Linked DNA regions of Homo sapiens: regions 2, 3 and 4 are each linked to region 1. The links are chromatin contacts, found by Hi-C or POLR2A ChIA-PET in ENCODE. All regions are on one chromosome and are shown on one strand. Each heading gives the region's core, a stretch centred on a gene start or an enhancer-like site at or near the end of the contact. The rest is flanking DNA. Distances are from core to core; before and after follow the strand shown.

Region 1 (2,626 bases), core at 53-2,552:
CAAGTTGCGCATCGTGATAAATGGCGTGAATATCCTGAGCGGGTGGACAGCCCTTCCTCCGTGAGTTTTTTCTTTTTCTTTTCTAGTCACCAAGACAGCACGCGTGTGCAGAAGCTGCAGCGGTGGGACGCAGTGCTAAGTCTGGGGGCGCACACACCAGCTCGCGCGTCGCGAGCTCGCCTGGGCAGCTCGGCGGGCGCGGCGAAACAGCTCCCACGTCCGCCTTCCACCGACTCCTCGGTATCAGAGCGGACGAGGCGTCCCCCCAGAGGAAAGACTGGGCGCCGCAGACGCCCCTTGGAGAAGTCCCTGGCCACTCGCCCCACCTCGGGGTCCTCTTCCTCTTGGGCTTCTCCTGACCCTTTGGGTGGGCGCTCCAGACAGGCCCGTCGGACGCGATTTGGAAACGGGTCGTGCCCGGCCTAGCCCGCATCTACTCGCCCGGCCACAGCCCAGCCACAGCTTAGGGACTTTGAGGCGCCCGCGCCCCTTTGTCGCGGTATCTCTAGCCCAAGCAGGCCGGACGCCGAGGCCTCGCGGTATCGAGCCTCCGTCCGCCCCGCCTCCTCGCCCTCCACTCCGCCCCGCCCTCGCTCTCTCACCCCTCCCCCGCTCCCGCCTCGCTTCCCCGACAATCTCCTCGCGCTCCCGGCCCGGCACGCGCGCTGCGCCCGGCCGCCGCTGCCGCCGCCGCCGCCGCCGCCGCTGCCGCCGAGCGTTCCTCCGCTGCGCCTGGCTTCCAGCTTCGGGCCGGAACCGGAAGTTTGGGGGGCGGAGCCCGGCGGAGGCCAGGAGACCGAAAACGCGGCCGAGCCCGGAGCCCGGAGCTGGAGCCAGAGCCTGGACCAGAACTTGGCCGCCGCCTGCACCGCCGCCGCCGCTGCCGCCCGCCGCCCCTTCCCCGCGCCGCAGCCGCCTCGCCGCCACCGCCGCGAGCTCGGCCGCCAGTGGTCCTCGGACTTTAGGTGTCTGGGTTGAAGGTCGGTCCGGACATCGGACCCAGTCAGTTCCCAGACTGTCCGGGCGGCAGCGGACGCCGCTGCCGCCGCCGCCTCTTCGTCGCCTCAGCCTGGCGTTTTGTTCCGAGAGACGGGAGAGGCGAGCGGAGCTGACAGTGATTTTGACAGTGATTTAAACCCGCTTTTGTTGTTGTTGGCTTTTCGTTGTTTGGTTTTGTGTGTTGTGCGTGTGTGTGGCGGTTTTTCCCCCGTGGTGCATTTTATTTTTTATCGTTGTGCTCTTTTTTTTCTTTTTTTTTTTTAACCCAGTGAGCGTTTTTTTTTTTTTTTTTTTTTTTTTTTGGTCTGGGCTTCCGAATATGTTTTATGACGGTTGATTTTACACCAGGAGGTTTGTCTCCGAGGAAGACCCAGGGAACTGGATATCTAGCGAGAACTTCCTCCGGATTCCCCGGCGCCTCGGGAAAATGGGAGCTGCTGCAAAGTTGGCGTTTGCCGTCTTTCTTATCTCCTGTTCTTCAGGTAGGTGCAGGGAGCGCGGCGCGGTGGGGCTGCTCCTGCGGCCGCGGCGGCCGCTGCTGGGGGCCGCGGCTGGTGTTGAGTCGGAGAGTCCAGTGGAGCCTGGGGAGGTTGCCCACTCCCTGCGCCCCTCGGCTGCCACCGCCCCCCCCCCCCGCCCCCAGGTCTGATTGTGATCTGGAAACCTCCATGCATTTTTCTCTTTTTGAGTTGGGTCGGCGAGCTGATAAGAGTGAGTGCTGTGTTGTTGTGGAAGTGAGAAAGTCATGTTTTGTGGCCATAACACTGGATGACAGCGCTGGTTGGGTTGCAATTAAGCCGCAAATACCACAAGTGACAATTTATGCAAAGGTTGAGATCTGAAAGGAGTATTTAGTGTGGGCTCCTCCAAAACAAGGGTTGCTTTTTGTCATCGTTTAATTAGTGCTTCACCGGTGAATATCACGACATAGATCAAGCCAGTTGCTGCTTAATTTTGGCTGTGGGAAACAATACATCCTATCAGCAATTTAATCTGGGTCTCCCCTCACGTTTTCTTCAACTTCAGCGTCCAGCAGTGTTAAAAATAGTTGTAGTTGTTGTTGGAGTATTAACTATAACCCAGTGCAGAAGAGGTATGCCGCTTGGTATTGGTAATGTGCTGGCGTTCAACCACCATTTGTGTGCTCTTTTGGGGCATAGATTTTGCTTACCTACGGAATACTTATTTTAAACGCTTTGTATTGAAGCATTGTTTTCGGTTTAGAACAACCCATGTGAAATTGTTTTTGTTAAATATAGTACACTCATAAAATAGGTTTTAGCTCAAGGTTGGGGGAATAAACGGGCCATTTTATATTGGAAATTTTGATTTTGTGAGGACGTTCTATGGTTGCAACCAGTGGTTGGAAAAACTATCTAGTCTTTTGTATTTGAAATTCTATAAATAAATACAGCATCTAGCTGAAAGGTGTGCAGATGTACATAACAGGAGAGTTAGTTCAATAGATGAAACATTTTAAATAAGTCTCATTGGATCTATTTATTGTAAAATTTAATATTCAGTTACAAGCTTGTGGCATAGAATTACGGGGGACTCTTGGAAACGGGGGCGAATTGACAGGTTTCATGGCCATGTCTTTATCTCGTTTGCCACAGGAAAATTAAAG
Region 2 (2,626 bases), core at 70-2,569, 5.0 Mb before region 1:
AGATCCGCCCTCTGGTTCGCTCCCCATATATTAGAGCCTGGTAATCTTCCAAAGTTTTTACAGCATGAGGCATACACAGAATAGATGCAAAAAAAGTACACCTTCTGAAATTTCCTGAATGGATTCAAACTTTTACTATTCTAAGTTAATCAATTGGTAGTCTACTTACTTTATAGGATTATTGTAAGGATAGGATCAATGAAGTGAAATATATTTTATTTTCACTGGTCAATTACTCGTATTAAAGCAATTTCATGCACTTTATCTCCCTCTCTTGGAAACTGGAGAGTAGTACTTTTTGTCTGGTTACTTAAGATTAAAAAAAAGACAATATGTCACTTTTGACTTGAGTGTCATGGTATCTATGGCCTTCAACCTGCATGGTTTTATCGTTTCAGTAATCTTGGGAGGAAGGTATTATTAAGTTCATTTGATAAATAGGAGACTGAGCCTCCACAAGGGTTAAGTGAATTGCTCAGGGTTATACAATGAACACTTGATAGAAATGATTAAATGACACTTTACTTGATTTGTTGTGGGTTACTAAATAAAGCATAGGTGTGCATAAGTCATTCAATTATTCAAGCACATTCTTCATCCCTAGTCCTAATATCGAAAGTCTTTGCTCTTAGTTTTTATAACTACAAGGATATTCATCAAAAGACCCAAGCTCAGGAATAAGCCTAAAGAGGTAGTCAGACTAGAACAAAAGACAATTCACAGACTTAAATGAATAATTTGCATTAATGAAGTTTGCCAGGCTAGTTTCCACTTGAATCTTCAGATCTTTCTTCCTTCATTGTCTTGTTAACTGTCCAGATTTATTACCTAGGAGTTTTTGAAAACTCACATATTAGGCAATAGAGTGTATTCTGGAATTGAGAGCCTATTTTAAACTTTTGACTAAAAAGTTTACCCATTAAATGTCATAGATTCAACCATCAGACTGAAAATCCTCAGTGTATTTGAAGGAGGGTATTGTCTCAAAAATCCAGAGCTCAAAGTGAAGAAGAAAGGCAAAATTTGGAATTTAGCTCTAAGACCAACTCATCAGTTCAGGGGTCAGAGATTTATATAGTTAAAGGACAAGTGTGTGTTTACCTGAGTTTAAAGAGCAAAGTTGCCTCTGGAAAGAAGCCCTCACTGGAGGCTCTGGCATTTGAAATGGTGGGCAGGAGCACATGTTGCTTAAATTTCTGACAGTGGCTGGAGATTACCGATTGGTTAGGGGAGAGGAAGTAAAGTAAAATATTTATAAATTCTCCACTGGGTGGAGTCTGAGCAGTTCTTTGAATTTCTCACCCTAAGATCTGGCCTGTACATTTTCAAGGAATTCTTGAGAGGTTCTTGGAGAGATTCTGGGAGCCAAACACTCCATTGGGATCCTAGCTGGTAAGCTTGAGGCGCTGATAAAAACTCTCTACCCTAATGTTTACTCCATGTTTTTTCCAAATGAAACTTCTGTCAGCTAGAATCCTTGTCATAGTGTTTTAGAGGTTTTTTTCTGCTACTCTCTTCTTTTTTTATATATATTCTTTTTGTAAATAAAAATGGTATGACCTTCCTAAAGGCCCCACCTTTAGAAATGGGTTAAATGAAAAGATCTTTACTAATGTAATAGAAAAGAACTGATGAACATAGTGCACTGAATATGGTTACATTTGACAAACCAAAGTTAGTCCTGTTCTTATTTGAGTTTAAGCGGTAAGATTAGGTCAAACTCCAGACGAGGGAAAGATATTCTTAAACAGATTTTAAGTCCTCTGTTTTCTGGTAACTTTAATTGTCTTATGCTGCTAGTAGTCATATTAAATATTTATTTAGAGAAGTGAAAATGCCTACTCTTGAACAGAGTTTCTTCCCCTTTCATTTTATGAAACCTAAGAAAAGAAAGTTGATACACTTTTTAAAAATATACTAGATTTTCTTTTTTCCTTTCTGCTTTTATTTTGAGGCCAGTGGGGTGTTATTTAGTAGTAACACTGAAGCAAATGTATTGATTTTCTTAACGTGTTCAGCAAGTAATTCATATCCTAGATATGAAATATACACTCGTAGCAGAGTAATGTTACCCATTTCTCAATGATATGCTTAAAGAATCTTGCTCAATATGCATATTGTTTTTCCTTTTTTCTTTACTAATGAAAAACTACACGCTTTCTCAACATATTTTTAAGTCAGGTTCTAAACTTTGAACTCCTATGTACAATTTGCTTATTTCAGGCATGAATGTGAAACTGTGTAAAGATTAACTACCAGACACTCAGTCATTTATTTAACTATTTAGCCCTAAATCAGTGGGTGACTAGGAGATTCTGAATTCTGTGATTTCGTTAAAATCAATCAGTTTTTAATTATTATACAAGCTTTTTACTTTAAAGTTGTAGCTGTCTAAATAAAATTGTGAAAGCACAATTTCCAAACCTAAATCGAAGGCACATTGATGCTGTCCATCAGAAGGTATTGATAATTTAAAAAAATATTACAAACTATCTTTTATCTTTTTATAAAGGACCTAATGTCATTTGAGCTTAACCATAATCCTTTGAAGAAAGTAAAATTTAACTTTAAATAACATTGACATACAGAGCAGTTAGGTGATTTGTCTGAGACCATATGGTATGTA
Region 3 (2,626 bases), core at 42-2,541, 3.5 Mb before region 1:
GCACTAATTAAAATTCAATATTTCACTTGGTATGTGGGTTCCTACATGAAACTCCTGTCATGGTTAAAGCTTAAGGTTAAACACGTTAATAGAAGCCAATAGAATGGCTCTATTGAATTGTACTGAACTTCTTTTTCAGCAGCTCCTTTACCTAACCACTATTTTAAGCTTTAAAATCAACTTCAGGGGTAGGCACCAAATAACCAAGTGAGCCACGGCAGCCGGGGCTGCAAACTGAAATCCATCTCGTATGGAAAATCATCATCAACTCACGTTTTCCATTTCAAACTGCGATACAGGTGGAAGAAAAGCTGTAAAAGCCTTCTCTTTGAAACTCCCATCACACGGCCTCAAGGCATTAACTTAAGAATCTCAAGATAACCTAAAGCAGCACAGTTGTCAGAAGACTCTAAAAGTTGTATGTGCGAGAGAAGGCAAAAAAACTACTTCGGGACTAAAGGTTAAATTTCGCTGCTGCATTCCCAAGACTTAAATTCAGAGAATCTTTCCACCTGGACAGAATGGGATTGTCTGGATCCCGATGAAAATGGGAAGTTATGTGCTTAATCCTCAGACGAGGGATTCCGGGGTGGGGGGCACAGTGAGGGTCTTCACACTCGGCTGGCAGAGAGGAGTGGGGCGCTGGGGAGGTCTGGTAACTGAGGGCGACTAGGAGCCAGAAGCGAAGCTTTCCGTCAGGAAGGCCTGGGGCTCGCACTGCAAGGGGCCAAGCGCCGGGCAGCCTGGTGGTCGGCGAAGCACCCCAGCCAACTCAGGCCAACCCGGACGCCCGGCCTCCCTTCTCCCGCGCGAGGGCGACGTGCCCCCACCCGTCCTCTCAGCCTGCGCGAGGAAGAAGCGGAGCGCCGGGCCGCAGAAAACCAGCACGCACGACATGTAGGCACCAAAAAAACGCAATTCGAACACGACCAGTTTGCAGAAGGCACAAAATGCCACGGCGTGACGCCCCATTCCGAGCGCGGTGCGGACGGCGGCGCAGGGAGCGCAGCGCGTGCGCCCGGGAAGCGCGCGGCTCTCAGCTCCGCCTCCCCCACACCCCCCGCCCCCGGCTCCCCGCGCCGCAGCCGCCGCTGCTGCCCCTCTGGGATCTCCGCGCAGCGCGGCCCCGCGAGGCGGGCGCCGGGGAGGGGAGGGGAGGGGCCGCGCTCCCCGCCTCCCCGCTGGCCCGCGCGGCTCCCCAGCCCGGAGCCTACTCACCTCCTCCTCCTCCTCCTCCTTGTCTCTCCCTCCTGGCCACCGGCGCGGCCCAGCCGGCGACGCGCTGACGCCGTGCCCCTCCCCCGCGGCCGCCGCGGATGCCGCCGCCCCTCCCGGCCCGCGGCCGCCTCGGCCTCCGGGCGCGTCAGGCGCTGGTCCCGCCCCTCGGCCCGCCCGCGCAATCGAGGCTCCGCCTCTCTGCGCCGCCCGGACTCCGCTGGCGCGAGGTCCCTGAGTCAGCGGCGCTCCCGCCCGCGCGAATCGCTCCGCCCCAGCCCGCGGGCTCGGCTCCTCGCACCTGCCCACTGTCCCCCGGCCTCGCACTGCTCCCCACCTCCCTGTGCGCCCTTTCCCATCTCGTCAGCACCCTGTCCGCCCTTTCAGCTTTTTCGTACTCTTTCCCCAACCTCCTAGTCCTGTTCTAAGCTCGCATAGTCACCTTCTCTTTCCTTCTGGAAGGTCTGTGCTGTTCATTAGGTCGACCTCGGATTCCCCGTGCAGTTTTCCAGCCGGCCCGTTGCATCTCCTTTCCTGGTCCACTCCCCGGCCTACTAGAGCCTCAGGGCCCCTGTGCGGGTTCCTGGCTCCCTTGCCGACACCTCTACCTGCTCTGCAGCCCGGAGCTCCTCCACAGCTGCTTTGCCAATGCCTCTTAATATCCCTCCTTCTGGACCTCCTCGATTCCCTCCTGGCAAGGCTCATGCTTTCCTTTATCTCCATTTTTCCCGTCCTTTCGGTTCTGACTACTCCACACACTTCTGATGCAGTTTGAGTATTCAATAATTGCATATTCGCGGTCCCATTTACACGAGGAGAGTCACATTGAGTAATTAAAAATCACAAAGCAAAGCGACAGCAGTGGAGACCATCATTTGACTTGCATAGTTCCATCTATATTTTCCTTATGCAATAATATTCTCATTGCCACTTGAATTTCAAGGAATGGGATTTTCTGTTGGGGCTTAAAATTCACAAATGTTGGATGTTTTTTCGCTGCGACCTAATTTCACTTTAGCTCTTTTATTTATAGAATACATAGTAGAAAGAGTACCAGGAAGTCCCAGGTGTTCTTGACTGTAAAGTGAGGAATGTGTCCCTTCGTTAAATTCCTTTATGAAGTAAAGGATCCTTTCTAAAGTAAAGGTTTTTGTATCTGGAAGGAGGTTGTAGGTTAAATGACTCTGGTGAAGGCAAAACATGCAAATATAACTGGATGTCTGGTTTATTAAGTAACTTCATTTTTAAAACTGCAACTCGGAAGAGTTAGGCTGTGATGTGGAAATGAATTAGGAAACATACCAAAATAAAGGAAATCGATTAGGTCTTTGTACTTATATCCACAAGTTGCTTTAAGTTATGTGAGTAAACATTCTTATCCTTAAATTGAAGCGTCGAAACTATCTTCCGT
Region 4 (2,626 bases), core at 40-2,539, 3.3 Mb before region 1:
GTTGAAACTGTCAAAACTTGGAGAAGGGGGACCTCGGAGGCAGGCAGGAGAGGAGGAGAATCCTGAAAACTCGGTGGAGGTTGGGAAGATGCTGTGCCTCGAGGATTAGTTTAAACAGGGGGCTATAAAAGATGTAACAGATGCAAACTGTAACACAAGGGCCATTAACCCTTTCTCTGCCGGGCACACTCAGTCCCCACGCCCCACACCTATTGTCTCCTGTGCTAGAAGCTTTGCAGAAAACCTGGAAAGTGAGTATCAGTTTCCACACATTTGCTGAGAGGGGTGAAGGGAGGGGGGCAGAGAGAAGGGGAAGTGGATATTTTAGAAAGCACCTTAAATTTACCTAGGCATACATAGTAGGAGACTTTTAAGTTTGACATATTTTATCATTTCTTTCCTTGTCCTATTGATTTGAAATTGTTAGGGGAAATCCTGAAATAAAGAAATGGTCACACAAGTGTCTGGGATGAAACAGCTGGCCTGTCTATATTCATCCTGAGACACACGACTGCATATAAATACATGTTTAATAAAGTAAGTTGCTAGTTTTATGGGCATGTGTGTGTGTGAGAGAGAGAGACAGGGCATTTGTGCTGTAAACTTTATCTTTGCCTGTTACTCCTAAGTCTGGAGTTAGTAATCTTGCCTTCATCATTACAGGGGGAGCATGTAAAATATATCAGTAGGTGGGAGATAAACACATTCATGTTAGCCGGGCTCATCACTGTTCCTGGGAACTCCTGCTATCTCTCTCTCGACTTTTCAGTGCCAAAGTATGGAATGGGATATATGTGTGTATGTGTCTTCTATTAAATCCATGTCTATATTACTTTGCCACTAAAAATACAATTTTAAAAGTTATCCTAATTTAAAACCCTGATATCCTGACAGCAGTTTTCTTCCCAGCTGTAGTGCCCCCCCCTCCACTTTGGTAAACGACTCAAGTTCCATGAGGACTTTCACTTCTTTATTTATAATCACAGAAGTGAGGTGTTACTTCACACACATACACACACAAAGAATGAAATAAAGAAATGAAACTCGCTAAGCAGACAAAAACAGACAACTTTCTGCTTAGAAAACAGCCTTCTCGGTGGGAGAGGATGAACTGCCATGTCTAAGAGAAAGACTTGCCCCCGAATTTGTAGGTCTGTAACTGACCAAGTTTTGTAATTATTAACAGGTATTTGCCAAGTCCTAATTGCTGAATATAATGAATTGGAACTAGATGCGAAAATAGAGCAGGACCTCTCCCCTTGATGAGTTTTTATTCCAGCCATATAATTCTCAATAAAACTTTTCCTGGGCTGGATAGCAAAGGACACCTTTGGTTACCTGAATGAACAGGTACAGGGGAAATTATTTGGGGGAGGGAAAAAGGAGAGAAAAGCAAGGAGAGAGAGTGTGAGTGTAAGAGAAAGCGAAGAAGCCACTCTTGAGAAAAGCTTGCCATAAAGGAGCTAAACCCACCTGAAATTCCTACCCACGGACACCCCTTCTCACTTCAGACTCACATCCCCACTCAAAATGAGAAAATTAGAAAAGGAGGATGGAGGACGAGCACACCAAAAAGGGATAAAAAGAGAGAAAAGGGGAGGAAAAAAAACCTACCTGCGAAGTCTTGTTTGTAGTTTTGGCCAGAAATGGTGAGAAGAAAAAGCATGAAGAAGCCGCGAAGTGTGGGGGAGAAAAAGGTGGAAGCGAAGAAACAGCTCCCGGAGCAAACTGTACAAAAACCTCGCCAAGAGTGTCGGGAGGCAGGACCGTTATTCCTGCAGAGCAGGTTAGAACTGATCTCTTTCGGCCACTCCAGGAAACACAAACCTGGGGACGGACTGACGTGTTACGCCTCTTCTAATGACATTTTTTTCTTTTTCTTTTCTGTAGGAGAGAGACGAGAGACCCTGAAACACGCGCCACCTATCTTTGTGGGGAGGGATAATTGAAGCGCCCTGAGCGTGAGCATCATGTGAAAACGTGATCGCCAAGTTTCTCTCTGGGAAAGGATCTGGGATAGATTATACCTTGAAGTCTCCGCAAACGCTTTAGTGGAAGAAATGAAATTCCACCTCCCTCCCTTCCTCCTCTCCCTCCCTTTCGCCTTCGCCTCCCTCCCCCCTCCCTCCCTTCTCCCCCCCTCCACCCCCCCCTCCCCGCCCGTCAAGCCTTTGGCATCATTATCCTCATCACTAAATCCTACAGAGTACAGGGCGGAAAACGGTGCACACCATTCACAGAACTGGAGAACTCCAAGGGGCGAAAGTTAAAGGGAAAGATCCCGGGTCCTCAATCCAGATAGTCTCTTCTTATACAGATATCTCTAATGACCAGATTTGAGATGCACATCAAATTGTGTAGGTATCTCAGTACAGCTTCTGGAACAAAGTTCTCTGCCCTTTCTCTTATTGTTATTTTTTTCTTTTTAGGTACCAGAGCCAGAAAAAAAAATGCTGCATGGGAGCTGCATCTTAGGGCATGTGTATTAGGGTGTGTGCATGATGAATTTCTGGACTGGATCCCAATATTAAAAAGTAGTTTGGCATTTTAATAAAGGGTCTCTAAGTAAATTAAAATAGAACACTCGGTTGGCCGATCTCTGAATCTCTCTACACCTCGGGGAGAC

The links. Hi-C counts contacts between places; a loop is a spot of excess contacts on that map. ChIA-PET counts read pairs that join two places held with the same protein, here RNA polymerase II (POLR2A). Pooled maps may share reads with other maps.
Region 2: a loop to region 1 is called in a pooled map, with 4 times the contacts of the local background. The contact joins the promoter of KYNU here to the promoter of ACVR2A in region 1. A Hi-C loop is called at or near these places in 4 of 50 pooled maps.
Region 3: a loop to region 1 is called in a map of CD4-positive, alpha-beta T cell, with 6 times the contacts of the local background. The contact joins the promoter of QTMAN here to the promoter of ACVR2A in region 1. A Hi-C loop is called at or near these places in 3 of 168 maps with a recorded cell type or tissue (CD4-positive, alpha-beta T cell, CD4-positive, alpha-beta memory T cell and naive thymus-derived CD4-positive, alpha-beta T cell) and 8 of 50 pooled maps. POLR2A ChIA-PET finds 5 or more read pairs at or near these places in 1 of 52 experiments (activated CD4-positive, alpha-beta memory T cell).
Region 4: a map of naive thymus-derived CD4-positive, alpha-beta T cell shows a loop between it and region 1 (20-fold over the local background). The contact joins the promoter of ZEB2-AS1 here to the promoter of ACVR2A in region 1. A Hi-C loop is called at or near these places in 1 of 168 maps with a recorded cell type or tissue (naive thymus-derived CD4-positive, alpha-beta T cell) and 6 of 50 pooled maps. POLR2A ChIA-PET finds 5 or more read pairs at or near these places in 1 of 52 experiments (HEK293T).

What each region holds. Positions count from the first base shown.
Region 1 is chr2:147,843,727-147,846,352 of GRCh38, forward strand. ACVR2A (activin A receptor type 2A) reads left to right here and starts at 1,303. Exons shown (of 11, transcript NM_001616.5): 1 at 1,303-1,481. The coding sequence starts at 1,427. RefSeq lists an enhancer at 1-403 and silencers at 530-719, 800-909, 1,665-1,744.
Region 2 is chr2:142,876,345-142,878,970 of GRCh38, forward strand. KYNU (kynureninase) reads left to right here and starts at 1,320. Exons shown (of 14, transcript NM_003937.3): 1 at 1,320-1,392.
Region 3 is chr2:144,331,221-144,333,846 of GRCh38, forward strand. It overlaps QTMAN (queuosine-tRNA mannosyltransferase), which reads right to left and starts at 1,292. Exons shown (of 12, transcript NM_001376312.2): 1 at 1,219-1,292. RefSeq lists a silencer at 967-1,566 and an enhancer at 1,348-1,925.
Region 4 is chr2:144,518,325-144,520,950 of GRCh38, forward strand. ZEB2-AS1 (ZEB2 antisense RNA 1) reads left to right here and starts at 1,290. Exons shown (of 4, transcript NR_040248.2): 1 at 1,290-1,350; 2 at 1,635-1,786; 3 at 1,891-1,961; 4 at 2,430-2,575. ZEB2 (zinc finger E-box binding homeobox 2) reads right to left here and starts at 1,795. Exons shown (of 10, transcript NM_014795.4): 1 at 1,615-1,795.